2 separate regions of the Homo sapiens genome follow, and region 2 is linked to region 1. Evidence: chromatin contacts called from ENCODE Hi-C data. All regions are on one chromosome and are shown on one strand. The core of a region is the stretch at or near the end of the contact, and the rest is flanking DNA. Distances in the headings are between cores, read along the strand shown. Region 1 overlaps FBXW7 (F-box and WD repeat domain containing 7). Region 2 overlaps ARFIP1 (ARF interacting protein 1).

Region 1 (2,994 bases), core at 196-2,695:
TGCCCTGGGCATCAGGTTAGAAGAAGGAAGCAGCTGGAAGGTGAAAGAACTAAGCAAAATCATTGTTGCTTACTATAAGGGAGACACACAGTAAGTCCTCACTTAACATTATTGATAGGTTCTTGGAATCTGACTTTAACTGAAACAACGTATAACAGAACATTTTTTTCTCATCAGTTGTATAACAAAGCAGTGTTAAAGGAAACGACAGTATTCAAGGACCTTGCTGTTTGTGTTTTGCTTCAAGTTGCTGTTTCCAAGACCTATCGATGGTATTAAGTGAGGACTTACTGAAGTTTGCAGTTTGAGTCCATACGAGCCCATTAGAATCATACAACATGAAAACCAAATGGTCCTTTGAAAGATTGCGACAAAATCTGGTTGCTATAACTTGCTATTTACAATGTGTATTTTCAACTAAAAATTATTAGATATGCAAATAAAGTGGAAATATGACTCATTTTCAGGTAAAGAAAATCATTCAATAGAAATTAACCCCAAGTATAGCCAGATATTGGATTTAGCAAGCAAGGACTTTAAAATAGCCCTAAATATAATCAGAAGAATTTAAGGAGTCCTATGTTCAAAGGATTAAAGAAAAATACAGTCACCCCTCTGTTTCCATGTTTCTGCATTTGCAGATTCAACCAACCGTGGATCAAAAATAGTTGGGAAAAAACATAATAAAATTTACAGTACAGCAATAAAAAATAATGCCAATAAAAAACAATAAAGTCTTGTTCAGTGAATAGATAGGAGATCAAAACAGAGAAACAGATACTGTAAAGAAGAAGCAAAAGAGAATTTTAGGGTTGAGATCAGTAACTGGAATGAAATTTTTATATTATATTTTATTTTATTTTATTTTGTGGTGGAGTCTTGCTCCGTCGCCCAGGCTGGAGTGCAGTGGTGCGATCTCGGCTCACCACAACCTCCGCCTCCTGAGTAGCTGGGATTACAGACATGCACCAACATGTCTGGCTAATTTTTGTATTTTTAGTAGAGACAGGGTCTCACCATGTTGGCCAGGCTGGTCTTGAACTCCCTCCCGACCTCAGGTGATCTGCCTACCTTGGCCTCCCAAAGTACTTTGATTACAGGCGTGAGCCACTGTGCTCGGCCAAGCAAAACAGTTGTTTGGAGATGGCAAAAGAATCAGTTAAAGATAGATTAATAAAAGTCATCTATTTGAAAGAGAAAGAATGGAGAAAAATAAGCAGAGTTTGAGAGACCTTTGGGGTAATACAATGTTTGAACATGCATCTAAATGGAGTCTCAGATGGGGAATAAATAATGGCTGAAAACCCCCACAACTTTGGTGGAAAGTATCAATTTACATATCCAGGAAGCTCAGCAAACTTCAAGCAGGATAAACACACACAAAAAAACAGATGTTAGCACATAAGTGGTCAAATTGCTCAATACCAGAGAATTTCTTGAAAGTAGCCAGAAATATCTTACCAGAAACAATGGCGACCTCTAGCCATGGATATGGTATATTCAGCTGAAAGGCAAAAAGCTATCAAATAAGAATTCTGTGTTCAGCTAGAAGTGAAGGTAAAATAAATACATGTTCAGATAAACCAAAACTGGGAAATTTTCACCAGCCAGCCACCATTGCAAGCATTTCTAAAGGAATCAATTTCAAGGGAAATGGCACCAGATGGCAAGTACCATCTACAGGAGGAAATCAACATCAAAACTAGTAAATACATAATTTACTCTAATTTTTATAAACTATATTTTTCCTTATTTTAAAAACAAGTACCTGTGACTTGAAGCAAAAATTATGATGCTGTATTGTTGGGTTTATAATGGAGTTTGGGAATTTACATATTGTACAATTTTTAATATGTAATGACATACAAATTAACGTGTTAATAGTCTTCTAACTTATGAACATGGTATATCTCATTAAGGTTATTGTTTAATTTTAGTAATGTATAATAGGTTTCTAAAAAACTTAAAAATGTGGTAAAATATGTACAAAATAAAATTTGCCATTTTAGCTGTACAATTTGGTGGCACAGTTGCATTCACAGTGTTGTTCGTTCATTACTACTTTTTCCAGAACTTTTCTATCATTCCAAACAGAAACTCTGTACCTACTAAGCAGTAATTTCCCATTTCCCTTCCCCGAGTCTCTGGCAGTGTCTAATCTACTTTCTGTCTTTATGAATTTGGCTATTCTGTATTTCATATATAGTAGTCCCCCTTATCCACAGTTTTGCTTTCCACAATTTTGGTTATCTGTGGTCATCCATGGTCTGAAAATAGGTGATTATAGCACAATAAGATGTTTTGAGAGACCACATTCATATAACTTTATTACAGTATAATTGTTCTTTTTTATTATTGTTGTTGTTAATCTTTTACTTTGCCCAATTTACAGATTAAACTAATAAGTATATATGTATAGGAAAAGACATAGTATATATAGAGTTTGGTTCTATCTGTGGTTTCAAGCATCCACTGGGGGGTCTGGAACATATGCTCTGTGGATAAGTGGGGGACTAGTGTACTTCCTGCCCTACCCCTTGGTTTGGAGTCGCTGCTGTATGAATATAAGGGCAGTCTGCCTGTGATGTGACTCTCCATTGATCACCTGGGTGTATGAATTAATTGCTGTCTATAAAGAGTCTTGGAATGACTATTGAGTTTGCTCTGTGTATGTATACATACAACAGTATGGCTACTGTTGTAGCTGATTTGGCTATGATACTGTAGTATCTTATTTGCTCCAAAGAGATGGAGTAGTGATGAAATCTGGTTTACTAGGTGGAAGCTAGTGTAAAAATGGGTACTCTGTTTTATTGAATTAGCTTGATTGGAAAAAGTGAAGTGCTGATGGTTTTGAAAATATGATGATAATGATGTCATCCTTCTGGTTTAAATATTTTGTAGCACTTGTGGTAGATTGAATGCTGGTGTCGGTAGTAAAGTCATGCTGCAGTTATAGTCTGAACCAGCTGTACTGTTTTGGGTAGTAACTTA
Region 2 (2,994 bases), core at 194-2,693, 390 kb before region 1:
TAATAGCTTTCATAAAGCTGTGAAAAATAACGTCTCCATTTTGCATATTTTAATAGAGGTTACTATAATTATGACATTAAAAACATAAGTTTAGAACTTAAAATTTAGCATGGTAATACTTTTGAACTGTAGTGTAAAACCAACACATGAAGAACACAAAATGTTCAGTAAATTTGTTTTAAAATATATATCCTTGAGAATGTCCTAAGTCTCACTCCTCTTTTGCCCTTGATGACTGAACTTGTTTCCCATGTCTCTAGTACTGTCAGTCCCGCAATCAATTCTTCAAACTAGACAGAGACAGTTTTCTAAAATGTGAACCCAACTGAGACACTCCCATTTTTATAGCATTTAGTGGCTCTCCATTGCCTTTTAGGTAAAGACTAAACTCTTCAATATGGTTTTCAAGGTTTTGCAGGATCTACTATCTACTTATCTCTCTAGCCTCATTTCTCACACACCTGCCCTCACATTCTCCATTCCAACAACATGAATTTCCAGTTCTATGGTCTCACACTTCCTTCGGGTTGTTACAGTTGCTTCTGATGAGAATATTTTTCACCCTTTATCTGGCTAGGTCATCCTTCAGACCTCAGCTTATATAGTAATCACTCAGGTAATCTTTCCATGCTCCCACCAGTACTCAGACCATGCTATACTTGGCCTAGCACAACATTTTTCACATGGTATTAAAATTAATTTGTCTATATCCTCTCTTCCCATTCCGAAGACCATATGCTAAGATCAGGAAGCTTATCTATCTTGTTCACCACTTGTATTCTTGACATCTAGCAGAGTGTCTATTACTTCATTTGGCAAGAAATTTTCTCAGTAACATCTCATGCTTCAAAAGGGACAAAACCTTCCAAAGCATCTACATAATAAATTTTTTAAAGAAACAAACTAAAACACTTATGTTAAATGTTTGATGAATTCTGTTAATTTAAAATCTCCTTTGTTAGTTTAACAGTTAGCTGTCTATAAAAAGTATCTGCCAGAAGCAAAGCTATTATTACAACAGCCTCCACATCCCCAGTTCTGTAACACTATTAACCCCCCTTAAGTGGCCTCTCTGCTTCTCCACAATTATCTTGAGTTTTATAAAACTGATTATCTTCCAACATTCTACTTATCAATATTCTATTGTTAGAAGGCAGGGTCAGCATTTTCTAAACTCTCTATTGGTACTTCTAAACAACCAGTTCTCAAACCTTAATTTCAGTAGGAATCACCTGAGGATCCTGTTAAAAATGCAGATTGCTCTTAGCTGTGTGGTGATTCTCACTGAGTTGGAATGTGAAGCCCAGAAATCCGAATTTCAAAACAAGGAAATCAGGTGATTCTGATGCAGGCGATCCTTAGTCTATTTTGAGGAACTGTTGTAGAGAACTGCTTTCCATTCTTGTGCAACTCTGCCCCTACCCAACCCCCCCGTTTCCTGTGTGTCACCTTCCTCACTGCCCTCGTCCCCACCTCAACATTGTCATCTACCTTCTTTCCAGTCAATTTCAAATATTTATTGAAGACTTTGGCACATCTAGGGCTTCTGCTTTATCCCTAACTCTCACCATTAAACTGGGTGTTTCTAACCTTTTGCATGTTGGTGGGCACATTTTCAGGAAATGATTATAGATGTTCAGTTAGCAATTCCTTCCAAGCTGATATATTCGCTGTCTAGGCTGAAAGTTTTCACCGATCATTAAAAATACAGTCCACTAATGTTATGGTAGGTAGTAAGTTGCTATATTTTAAAATATAAATTGTAAAACACTTAAAATCTGTTCCATGAGCCTGCCTACCTATGCTGATGCAGAATGACAGGGGATAGTAATAATGATATGTAAAGGTATGTGATTTTATTTTCCCTCCGTATACTTGCAGAAATGCGTAAAATTGGTAATCTGGATCAGGTTTGGGAATCTGTAGTTGGACAACATGCCAAAAAAGTGTCAGGGCAGATAAAAGACATTTTAGACTTAGTATAACCCAATCTACACCTTAGTCTCAGATTTCATTAACATCTTCATTTCTAATGCCTTTCATCTTTCATACCCCATATTCCACTCAGGCAACCTAAACTCAAATTGCCACTCTTAGACCTTGTCATCACTTCGGAAGCAACACTTCTAGATTCTCACTTTAAATAAGTTTAATAACTCACTTTATGATCACAATATCCTCCTGTATCTTATTCCATCTAATCAAGAGAGTAAATCTAACATTTTTATTGATTTTTTTCCATTTACCACCATACACACACACACCTGCCTGCCACAGACACACAATTTCAATCTTCTTTTCTCCCTCTCTCCCATTCATTCAACAATATTTAACAAGAACTTACAAGTACCTTTTGGTGGTTCACTGCCTACCCTCTTGGCCTCACCCACTTAGTCTAGATTCTAAGTAGTTCAAAAGCTTGAATCATGTACCAACTTGCATCAAAGAAATACTGAATTCATTCACATACTATCACTGTGGAAATATTTATATGTATCTACATTCAAAATAATTCCTTCAAAAAATTTAAAAACGACATATTCCTAATAGCTTTTGTTTATAAATAACGACACACTCTCAGATTATAATTTAAGACAGATAAGCCTTCAACCTTTCATTATGAATTGTATTTTCAACAAAATTCCTCCAAGAAATAAAAAAAAACATATTACTAATAGCTTTTGTTTATAAATAAGGGCACACTCTCAGATTATAATTAAGACAGATAAGCCTTCAACCTTTCATTATGAATTGTATTTTCAACAGGACTCTCAATCCAGAATTAATTTAATGTATGTGTATATTAAAAATATACTTAAAATTTTAATTTGTAGTAATAGTATTAAAAGTATAGCCTATAGCTGAAAAGCAAACAGTATTAAAATGAATCTAGATTTGTATGGGTTAAACAATCCTTGAAAACCATTTGCCATACCTCTAAAAGGGATCAACATACATATTTGGTCAAAACTGGCTCTCTGAAAAAGCCCCCAT

Evidence for each region. A loop is a pair of places that touch in the nucleus more often than their neighbours do. Pooled maps may share reads with other maps.
Region 2: a map of PC-9 shows a loop between it and region 1 (2.2-fold over the local background). The contact joins two enhancer-like sites. A Hi-C loop is called at or near these places in 1 of 168 maps with a recorded cell type or tissue (PC-9), 3 of 37 single-sample maps with no recorded cell type and 3 of 50 pooled maps.

What each region holds. Positions count from the first base shown.
Region 1 is chr4:152,459,127-152,462,120 of GRCh38, reverse strand. All of the region lies in intron 2 of FBXW7 (F-box and WD repeat domain containing 7), which reads left to right. Among named protein-coding and RNA genes, the nearest start is that of MIR3140, 29 kb to the left of the region's middle. Within about 2 kb of position 1,445, at least 2 of the 41 ENCODE cell types and tissues checked have a DNase peak (open chromatin) inside an H3K27ac peak, as active enhancers do.
Region 2 is chr4:152,848,945-152,851,938 of GRCh38, reverse strand. The region is part of intron 2 of ARFIP1 (ARF interacting protein 1); the gene reads right to left. Among named protein-coding and RNA genes, the nearest start is that of ARFIP1, 70 kb to the right of the region's middle. RefSeq lists enhancers at 683-1,341, 1,228-1,522. Within about 2 kb of position 1,443, at least 11 of the 41 ENCODE cell types and tissues checked have a DNase peak (open chromatin) inside an H3K27ac peak, as active enhancers do.